2 separate regions of the Homo sapiens genome follow, and region 2 is linked to region 1. Evidence: chromatin contacts called from ENCODE Hi-C or POLR2A ChIA-PET data. All regions are on one chromosome and are shown on one strand. The core of a region is the stretch at or near the end of the contact, and the rest is flanking DNA. Distances in the headings are between cores, read along the strand shown.

What was found. Hi-C counts contacts between places; a loop is a spot of excess contacts on that map. ChIA-PET counts read pairs that join two places held with the same protein, here RNA polymerase II (POLR2A). Pooled maps may share reads with other maps.
Region 2: a pooled map shows a loop between it and region 1 (7-fold over the local background). The contact joins the promoter of RNF44 here to the enhancer-like site in region 1. A Hi-C loop is called at or near these places in 1 of 37 single-sample maps with no recorded cell type and 2 of 50 pooled maps. POLR2A ChIA-PET finds 5 or more read pairs at or near these places in 1 of 52 experiments (AG04449).

What each region holds. Positions count from the first base shown.
Region 1 is chr5:173,818,587-173,823,443 of GRCh38, forward strand. No RefSeq gene overlaps it. Among named protein-coding and RNA genes, the nearest start is that of LINC01485, 30 kb to the left of the region's middle. RefSeq lists a cis regulatory region at 3,836-4,238. Within about 2 kb of position 2,670, at least 6 of the 41 ENCODE cell types and tissues checked have a DNase peak (open chromatin) inside an H3K27ac peak, as active enhancers do.
Region 2 is chr5:176,534,454-176,539,310 of GRCh38, forward strand. RNF44 (ring finger protein 44) reads right to left here and starts at 2,949. Exons shown (of 11, transcript NM_014901.5): 1 at 2,487-2,949. It overlaps LOC124901143 (a long non-coding RNA gene), which reads left to right and starts at 3,476. Exons shown (of 2, transcript XR_007059071.1): 1 at 3,476-3,670; 2 at 4,605-4,844. RefSeq lists enhancers at 1-336, 3,083-3,522, 3,763-3,942 and silencers at 2,443-2,632, 2,713-2,972.

The DNA.
Region 1 (4,857 bases), core at 1,420-3,919:
GCCAACCAACTGCTTGTTGTCAGTTGATAACTTGTAAAAACTAATAATGAAGCCTCAGTTTCCAGCCCACATGGATCTAAAATAGGCATCAGATCAGCATGGAAAAGCCGGAGACACTGGGGACCTTGAGGACATGGCCCTGGAGAAATCACAAAAAAGGATGGAAAGGGGCTGTGGCTTTCAAGCCTGTAACCCTGGGTTGCTCCAGCCCAGAGATGCCCATCTCTCTGGGGACAGTCTCTTGAAGCAGTAAGTAATGTGGGCTCTGGGCTGGGCACGGTGGCTCACGCCTGTAATCCCAGCACTTTGGGAAGCCAAGGTGGGTGGATTACAAGGTCAGGAGATCAAGACCATCCTGGGCAACAAGGTGAAACCCCTTCTCTACTAAAAATACAAAAATTAGCCGGGTGTGGTGGCATGCGCCTGTAGTCCCAGCTACTCGAGAGGCTGAGGCAGGAGAATCTCTTGAACCCGGGAGGCGGAGTTTGCAGTGAGCCGAAATTGCACCAGTGCACTCCAGCCTGGCAACAGAGCAAGACTCCATTTCAAAAAAACAATAATAATAAAATGTGGGCTCTGGCAACATACAGCCTGGATCCAAATCCCAGTTTTTCCACTTAGTAGCTGAGTGATATTGGGCAGATCACGTGGCCTTTCTTAATCTCCCTCCTTTATCTCTAAGAACAATCTCTACGATTGTTCTGAGAATTAGATGAGGAAACACCTACAAAACAATTATTATCGCGGCCAGCACATGGCAAAAGCATTGTTTGCTAGCATGGCAAAAAGAAGACAACCATAGTGGAGATGGTGATTGTAGTACACACTCTTAGTCTCCTACAGATTGTCCATTCTCCCCTTTTTCTTGCTCACAGAACCATGCCCAGCTGCAGTGATAAATCACTATGAGTCTGAGCCAATTGTGACAAATATTCTTCCAGCATCCCTTAAGGCCACATGACACAGTTTTGACCAATAGGACTTAAGAGGAAGCCTATTGTGGGGGCTTTGGGAAAGCTTTGCTTACGTGGTGTCTTAGTTCATTTTCTCTTGCTATAACAGAATACCACATACTGAGTAAATTATAAAGAAAAGAAATGTATGTAGCTCACAGTTCTGGAGGATGGGAAGTCCAAGAGCATGGCATGGGCCCTGGGGAGGGCCTTGTTCTGAGTCAAAATGTGGCAGGAGGCATCACATGGAGAGAGGGCAAGAGACTGCGTGTATGTTCAGGTCTCTCTTCCTCTTCTTATAAAGCCACCAGTCCCATCATGGGGGCCCCACCCTAATGACCTTATCTAGTCCTAGTTTCCTCCCAAAAGCCCCGTCTCTAATCAACATATGAATTTAGGGATTAAGTTTCCAGCACATGAAATTTGGAAGACACATTCAAACTATAGCACCCAGCAAAAATAAAAGAAAGAAAGAAAACCTGTCTATAACAACACTTTCCCCACAGCTTCATCCTGCCTTGAACACAGATGTGATGTCTGGTTCTATGAGGGCATCTTGTGATTCTGAGAGACAAGCATGAGGGGAGAGGCCAAGGGAATCAGAGTTACTGGCCCCGGCATTAACAAGCTGCTGAACCAAGGCTATCGTCTGTTCATTCTGGACTTTTTGTTATAAATAAGAATAAACTACTGGGCCTTGTTTTTAGTTACTTGCATCCAAAGGCATTTCTAACAGATATAATGTTTATCTATCTCCAAGGAGCAGAGAAGTCCCAGTGGACTTCCAGGTTGCATGTATATTCTGACCTACAAAACTGTCATATAGAATCACTTCCAGTTTCCCAAAGTGTCACAACATCCATACCCCTAAAAAGTGGGTCCAGGAAAATCATTCCACTTTGCACCATTAGAACTCAGCTGACAAATAAAGTGAGGCCAAGTTATTATCTAAAGCAATAAAATAAAATTTCTGCTTCCAGAGCAATCAATGAGGAAGAAATGGTTACATGAGAAAGGGGAGGGGTTGAGTCATAACCAATACTATCCCGAAAAATCCAAGCACATGTGTTTCCCACTAAGAAATTACCACTATGACTGCCAAATTTCCAATTATTCAATTGACCCCAATTCATCTTAATCCGGACTGTTCTTGGTTTGTTTTGCCTTCCCAAGACCCAAATTAACTATTCTATAAGCTTCTTATGAGTAACGACCAAGTCCTAGTTATCTTTGCAGCTCCAGTGCCTAATATGGGACCTGGCACAGATTAGGAGCTCAATCCAGAATAAATGAATGAACGAATGAGAGATTAGGACAGAATATTTCCAAGCCAAAGACTTCAAGCCATCAGTTGGGCTGAAGTAGAAAAAGAAGCTGCATAGCCAAACAGTTGCAACCATGGGTGCTCCAGTAAAGATAACTCAATTCAAATCCTGTGTCTGCACTGTCATACACCAGCTGTGGGGTCTGTTCGAACCACTGGCCTCCACACCTCAGTTTCCCTTCTGTAACATGGGGCAAGTTATGGCACCCTCATCAGACTGGCTATGAGGGTCATAGTCATTTAGTAAGTGTTCACAGAAAGCACTCAGTGAAAGGCAGGTGGTGGTGGTGTTATTATCACAGTATTTCTATTCTGTGTAGACAGCATCAGGATCACAGGGAGGGCTCGTCAAACACAGAGCTCTGGGCCCCACCCCCAGAGTTTCTGATTCAGTAGGTCTAGGGTGGGGCCTGAGAATTTGCATTTCTAACAGGAACCAGGTGATGCTGCTGTTACTATTCTGGGAACTGCACTTTGAAAACCACTGGCCTAACTTATTGCTGTGAGGTCACAGGCAGGCTGTGCTCGACAGAAGGCAGAAAAGGAGAGTAAAGAGAAGGAAGAAAGGTAACACACACACACACACACACACACACACACACACACACACAAACTCAGAATTTCCAGCACAGAGCTTCCCGGCCTGTGCTACCATGGCTAGATACATGTGCGCCCAGAAATGGATCCCTCATCCCTCAGCAGACGCCTGAAGGTAGTTGTACATGCTGTGCACAAAACGAGGGCATCCAGCTTCAGCTTCAAGAGTAGTGGGACTGAAATCCCCAGACAGGATGCCTTTTCCTAATATGCATAAAGCCTCTGAATGTCCAGCCCTTAAGGGGGGTTTCTTTTGGAACAGTGAAGAAAGTGGGGCGATGGGAACTTGGGGCATCTGGCCTGTTGCCTCTGGCCCCTAACAGGCTCGACTATTTACCCTGGGACACCATACAAGTATGGTCATTTCCTAGATGTACTCTGACCTAAAAAATTTGGTGAATTGCACAGTCCAGTACTGCAGCCACTAGGAACATGCAGCTACTCCAATTTGAGATGGCCCATAAGTTTAAGATATATGCCAGATTGCTAAAATTTAGAACAAAAACAAGAAACTCACTCCTAATTTGTTTTCTGTTGATTACATGTTGAAATGTCAATATTTTACATATATTTAATATGCTACTAAAGGGATTTTACCAGTTTCTTTTTACTTTTTTTTTTTTTTTTGAGATGGAGTCTTGCTCTGTTGCTCAGGCTGGAGTGCAATAGTGTGATCTCGGCTCACTGCAACCTCCGCCTCCCGGGTTCAAGCAATCCTCTTGCCTCATCCTCCTGAGTAGCTGAGATTACAGGCGCGTGCCACCATGCCCAGATAATTTTTGTATTTTTAGTAGAGATGAGGTTTCACCATGTTGGTCAGGCTGGTCTCGAACTCCTGACCTCGTGATCCGCCTGCCGCAGCCTCCCAAAGTGCTAGGATTACAGGTGCGCCTGGCCTCTTTTTACTTTTTTAATGTAGCTGCTAGAAAATGTAAAATTACATACGTGACTTGCATTATATGTATGGACGATGCCACCCTAGGAAGCTGACATTTTCCAGAAATCATCAGTGGCCTGATCTGTCAGCAGGTGTGTGTGTGTGGGTGTGTATGTGTGTGGGGGTGTGGGTGAGCCATTGAGGGGAGGCAGCACAGACCCAACAGTAGACATGCTACTTGGACTTGACACTGTAGAAGACAGAGAATGAGTCAGGCATTATGAGAAGCAGATTGGCCCGATTACATTGTTTAAATAACACCTCAAAGCAGAGTTGGGGAGGGACTAGACGTTCTCACGAAAAACAAAGCCACAAGAAGCTTTGTGGTGGAACAGAAAGAGGACAGTCACTAGGCTCAGGCTAGCCTAGTGGCTAAGAGTGTGGGCTCTGGAGTTTGAATCTTAGCCTTCCCACTAACTAGCTGTGTGAGCTCCAGTAAGTTACATAACAACTCTGTTTGTCTGTACAGTAAGGATCTATATCATTGGGTTGCTAAGAGGTATCTTAGTTTGGGCTGCAATAACTATACGGTTGATGCAAAAGTAATTACAGTTCTTGTGATTGAAACTAATGGCAAGCAGGGTGCAGTGGCTCACGCCTGTAATCCCAGCACTCTGGGAGGCCGAGGTGGGCGGATCATGAGGTCAGGAGATCGAGACCATCCTGGCTAACACGGTGAAACCCCGTCTCTACTAAAAATACGAAAAATTAGCCAGGCGTGGTGGCAGGTGCCTGTGGTCCCAGCTACTCGGGAGGCTGAGGCAGGAGAATGGCATGAACCCAGGAGGCGGAGCTTGCAGTGAGCCGAGATCATGCCACTGCACTCCAGCCTGGGTGACAGAGCGAGACTCCATCTCACAAAAAAAAAAAAAAAAGAAAAACAAAACAAACCAAACACACAAACAAACAAAAAAAACAACTAATGGCAAAAACTGCAATTACTTTTGTACCAACCTAATAGGTACCATAAACCAGAGAACTTTATTTCTCACAGTTCTGGAGGTTGGGAGCCTGAGGTCAGGGTGCCAGCATGGTTTGGCTCCAGG
Region 2 (4,857 bases), core at 1,699-4,198, 2.7 Mb after region 1:
CCCGAACTCCTGCCAACAAACCAGCCAAGCAAACAACGGCCAAGGGAGACTCAGGAAATCCCCAAATAACTGAAACAGCAGATGCCTGGCCCATCCCAGTCCTCCTGGACCAGACACTTTGGAGGGATGGGGAACAAGGGCACCTAGATGTTTAACAAATTCCCCAGAAGTTGTCACAGCACAGCTAGATTTGGGAATCTCTACCCTAGCTAACCTCAGAAAGCTGGGGAGCCCATAGTTCTGCTGGTGCAGAACAGTCACCATAATAACCATGCTGTTTCCCCGGCGCCAACTTGGTGAGTCCTCCCAGCAACACTGGCAGGTCAGGACACCAAGGCTCAGAGAGGTGAGGTCCAAGGCCAGTCAGCTGGAATCGTGAGTGCGCAGGTGCATGACCTAAGCAGTCTGGCCATAAAGCACCCATGACTAGCCACCAAGCCAGCAGCCTTGACTGCTCCTCTTATGTCAGGATGTCTTGCAGATGGCTGAGTAGTGCCAGGCCCAAGGCACTCCTGCAGAGGCCCAGGCCTGTGGGTGTCTGCTCTGTGGCCAGCCCCCTACAAAGGCACCCACTCCCCAGGGCAGGGAAGGTGGTAAGGAGCTGTGAAAGCAAGCCAGGAGACAGAAGGGCCTCCAGCCGTGGGTAAGAATGTCAGCCCTCACAGACTCACACATGACAGTGACTTCTAGCGAGATTCTTGCCTACAGACCGTGGGCAAGGGCTTCCCCTCCCGAGCCTCAGTATCTTCATCTGTAAAATGGGAACAGCCCAATAACTACCTCCCAGTTTCCCATCAAGGACTGCTCCAAGGCAACAGCAGAAGCAACTTGTAAAGTTTGAACTTAGCTTGGGTGTGAATGATCATTATTAGCGAATACGACACGCTGACCTCCATTTCCAACCTCAAGCAGAGCTTGAAGGGTGCCACTTCCGGGGCAGCAGGCAGATATGCCACTCTAGGGGAATACCTCAGCTGGTAAGAGTGGATCCTGGTTCTTTAAGCCCTGCCAGGAACAGGGGTGGCGTAGAAGGGTTACACCCACTTCATGGCTGAGAAAACTGGAGCCGAGAGAAAGGAAGTAAGTTACTCTAGGCCACAAGACCAGAGAGAACGGAATTGGTCCTAGTTGGCCTCCTAGGCCCAAACTCCCCCAAGCCATAACTCCTGTGGCATCAGTAGCTGGAGGAAATCACCTAATCCCGAGTCTCCAAGCCATACAGGAGGCTGGGAGAGCACTCTCTTTCAGGCACCCATCTTTAGCTCTGTAGTACAGAGAAGCAAGCAAGGCCCAGAGTTGGAGCTAGCAACTTGCTCAAGGTCAAATAGCAAGGGTGGCCAGGTGGCCTCCCCTAACAACTGCTCTGCCCGTCCACATCTCCATGCTGTCCTATCACGGAGCTCTGTGTGAACGGGTCTTGAGAGTCCCGTCGCTGAGCCCCGTCCGCCCCAGGCACGCAATGCATTTTGCAGTTAACATAACCCCCCACACCCACCCATGAGAGCCGGCCAACCCCTTAAGTCCAGTGCCCCAAGCACCTACCCTGACCTTGGTCTAAGAGCCCCAGGGATCTGTTTGCAGGAAGAGACACTCCCTTTTGCAGATAAAAACAAAGTCAGACCCTGGGGGCATGAGCAGACTCAGCCAGGAAGAGAAGCCCCCCTTCCTACTTCCCCACACCCCACCCGAAACAAGCAGGCTCTGCCCAGCGCAAGCAGAGCTTCCCAACGTGTGGTGCCTGGAGGCCGCTGAGGGCCGGACCACCAGACTAGGAGAGAAGACTCCCTAGTGACCTTGGTCAAGGAAATCCCTTTGCTTCTGAGCGCCTCAGTTGGCACAGCTATAAAATGGGGGTGGAAATCTTTCCTTCCCACAGCGCCCAAATAAAACCAGAAGAGTCCAGAAGAAACCAGGTGGTCACACTAGTGGGGGAGGAAACCAGGGTCCTGGGGAAGGGGGGGCTCCCCAACGCGGGCCAAGTGCACGCTGTGGGGCTCTGGGAAGCTTACCCAGCCACCCCTCCCCAGGCATAGTGCTGGGGGGCCGAGGCGCGGACACAGCCCCGAGAGGGGCCTCCCTCGTCCGCTTCCTACTCTTTTGCGCCGCTCTCGGAGGGACACCGGGGGCGGGAGGCGAGACTGCAGCGCAGGGGCCAGAACGCTGCGACTTTAAGAGCCGAGGATCCCGGACCATGTGCTCGGCGTGAGACAAAAGCAACAACAAAGGAAGTGGCGGCCGCAGGGGGAGGGGGGCGGCTCCTTCCTCTCCAACCGCAGCGCTCAGCTGCAGGAGAGGGGAGATACGGCCCGGCCACGGGGGGCCTTGGGGGGGGTTCCTGATCCCTGGGGTCTCGCTGCCCGCAGTCTGGACCGCCCGTGATTAACCCCTACGGAGCCACCTAGATCACGGCCCCCATTCCCAGGGGAGGGGAACAGAAGGTCCATGGGTGGGGGAATAGGAAGTTGGGGGCCCTGGCACCGACTCACCTTTGGCCGCCCGGCCACACGTTGACTCCTTTGTTCCCGATCTAGGACGGCCAAACTGGGCAGGGGGCGGGGGAGGGGGGGGGTGCCTGTCTGGATCCTTTAAGAGCTCCCGCCCTGCGGAACAATGTGCTCCCCTCCCCACCCCCGGGTCCGGGGGCAGCCCGGCTCCTTCCGGGGCCTCTCTCTTTGTTGTCCGCCCGACGGCGTCTGCCTCGCGAGGCCCACGCGCGATCAGTCTCTCTCGGCCCAGGCCCTCAGGGAGCGGGAGGCGGCGCAGGACGCAGCTGGGTCTGCGCGGCAGCCGGCGGCTGGCCCTTTAAGAACTGTCCGCGGCGGCAGCGGAATGTAACAAACCCCACATTTGATTCACAACATTCGAAGCGGCGGGGTCGCGCGCCAGACGGGAGGGGGCTCGCGGGGGCGCGCCGGGAGGCTCCGGCAAACAGTAGCCCGCTGCAAGCCCGCAGGGGCCCCGCCCCGCGCCGGGAGCTCCGCCCTGAGAGCCAATCACTCGCCGCGACCACGCACGTGACTAGTGGGCCACCATCTTGAATTTTTTTAACCTCCTCCTCGCCCCCACCTTCGCACTTAAAGGGACCGCAGCCATAGTCAAAAGCAAGGGGCGGGGCCGCATATCCTGACATAAAGATGGGGAGACCCCAGGGTGGGCAAAACCGATCGGCTGCAACTCGAACTTGCTATGCAAACTCGCTAACTACTCGCGCCTCTGAGGCTCAGTTTCCCTGCCGAAGAAATGGGTCCCGCCAGGAGAACCGGCAGTACGGACTTACTGTGTCATGGTCCCCTCCTCGGGGACAGGGTGCCGCCTGAGATACTGAAGTGCAATGGGTCTGACCTCTGACGGGGCGAGAGCGGCCCAAGTGGTTATGCTGGCTCTAACAACCCTGGGCCGGCCACCTTCCCGGAGATGACGTCACCCCCAAGAGCTGCAGCACCGCGCTGACATCATGGCCCGGCCGCCCCACTTCTCCTTGTTTATACTACACGGCGTCTTTAAAAAGCTGGTACGGCCCAGATTGCCCAACAGACCAATGGCGGACCACCCATGCAAACGAGCTAACGTCTGCCGGGCAAGGAGATTGGCCCTGCTCGCGCTGACGTCACAGAGACATTTAACCGCCACGCCCCCAGCGTGGCGGTGGAGGAAGAGAGGCGGGGAACAGGTTGTAGTTTAAAGCAAAAGTGCAGGCGCTGGGCGCTCTAGCTGCTAGGCTGGGCTTGAGAGTTTGGTGTCCCCGCGGAGACCTCCCTAGCCAGGGAAACTGGGAACTAAGCCCAGTGAAGCGTCTATACTTTAGTTTTCTATTCCTCTCAGCAGCTATGAGACGGAGGGATTACTATAGCCAGTTCATTTTACAGATGGGGAAAGTGAGGGCCTTCCCTTACTCCAGATCACACAACTAGAAGTGTGGCGGAGCAGGAGTGTGAACCTAATCCAAAGCCGAGCCTCGTTCTCCTTTGCCTCGAAGCCCACCCACCCGGGCAAAATTTATACAAAATGGGGTATTACCTCCACCACAATTATATAAGCAGAAAATCAGTAATTTGCTAAATATCCAAGAGCTGGAACAGGTCGAATAATGAATATTGGGTGCATGCATATAATCAATAACGACTCTTGGGCAGTTACCACAAAGAGGCAGCTGGAGGCGACACGGGGCTATCTCCAAGACAGCCATAAACAAGGCGCCAATGCAAAATGTTAACATCTGTTAACCTGTGTGGTGGGCCATGGGGCAGGGGGATGGGGGGCTCATTTTCTATGCTGCTTTGGTATATTTCGTAATCCTAAATTTTATATAAAAATTGAAACCAAGATGCTGAACAGTTCTAACAGTATGTATCAGGTTTCTTTAATTGGACATATGCCACATCTGCATATATTTCTGGAAGGGTATACAGGAAACTGATTAACAATTGTCCTTAGGGAGAACTGGAAGGGAGAAGTTGGGTCAGTAGGATAGACTATTGTATATATTGCACATTAGCTCTTTTTTAAAAACCCTATGCATTATAACCCACTGAAATTTTTAAAGAAAGCTATTATAAAGACTATGTCTTAAGTCTTTTAAGCCAGAAAACCTTTTGTTCCCTTAGAATCAGAAACCCCCTTTCAGCTTGGGGAACAGACATGTTTATGGCAATGTTTAGACCAGCAATGATCGTATCACTGTGCAACACAATGACTGAAGATGGAACTGAGCCGGCTGTCGGCAGATCTCTAAGCAACACAAGAGCAAGGTCATGATGCAGTGCTATCGATGCTCCCTGGAACGCCAAACTCTATCCATCACAGTTAAAAATTACATGTGCATGAGAATAAGTGTGGCTATACAAGGTTATGTCTTTA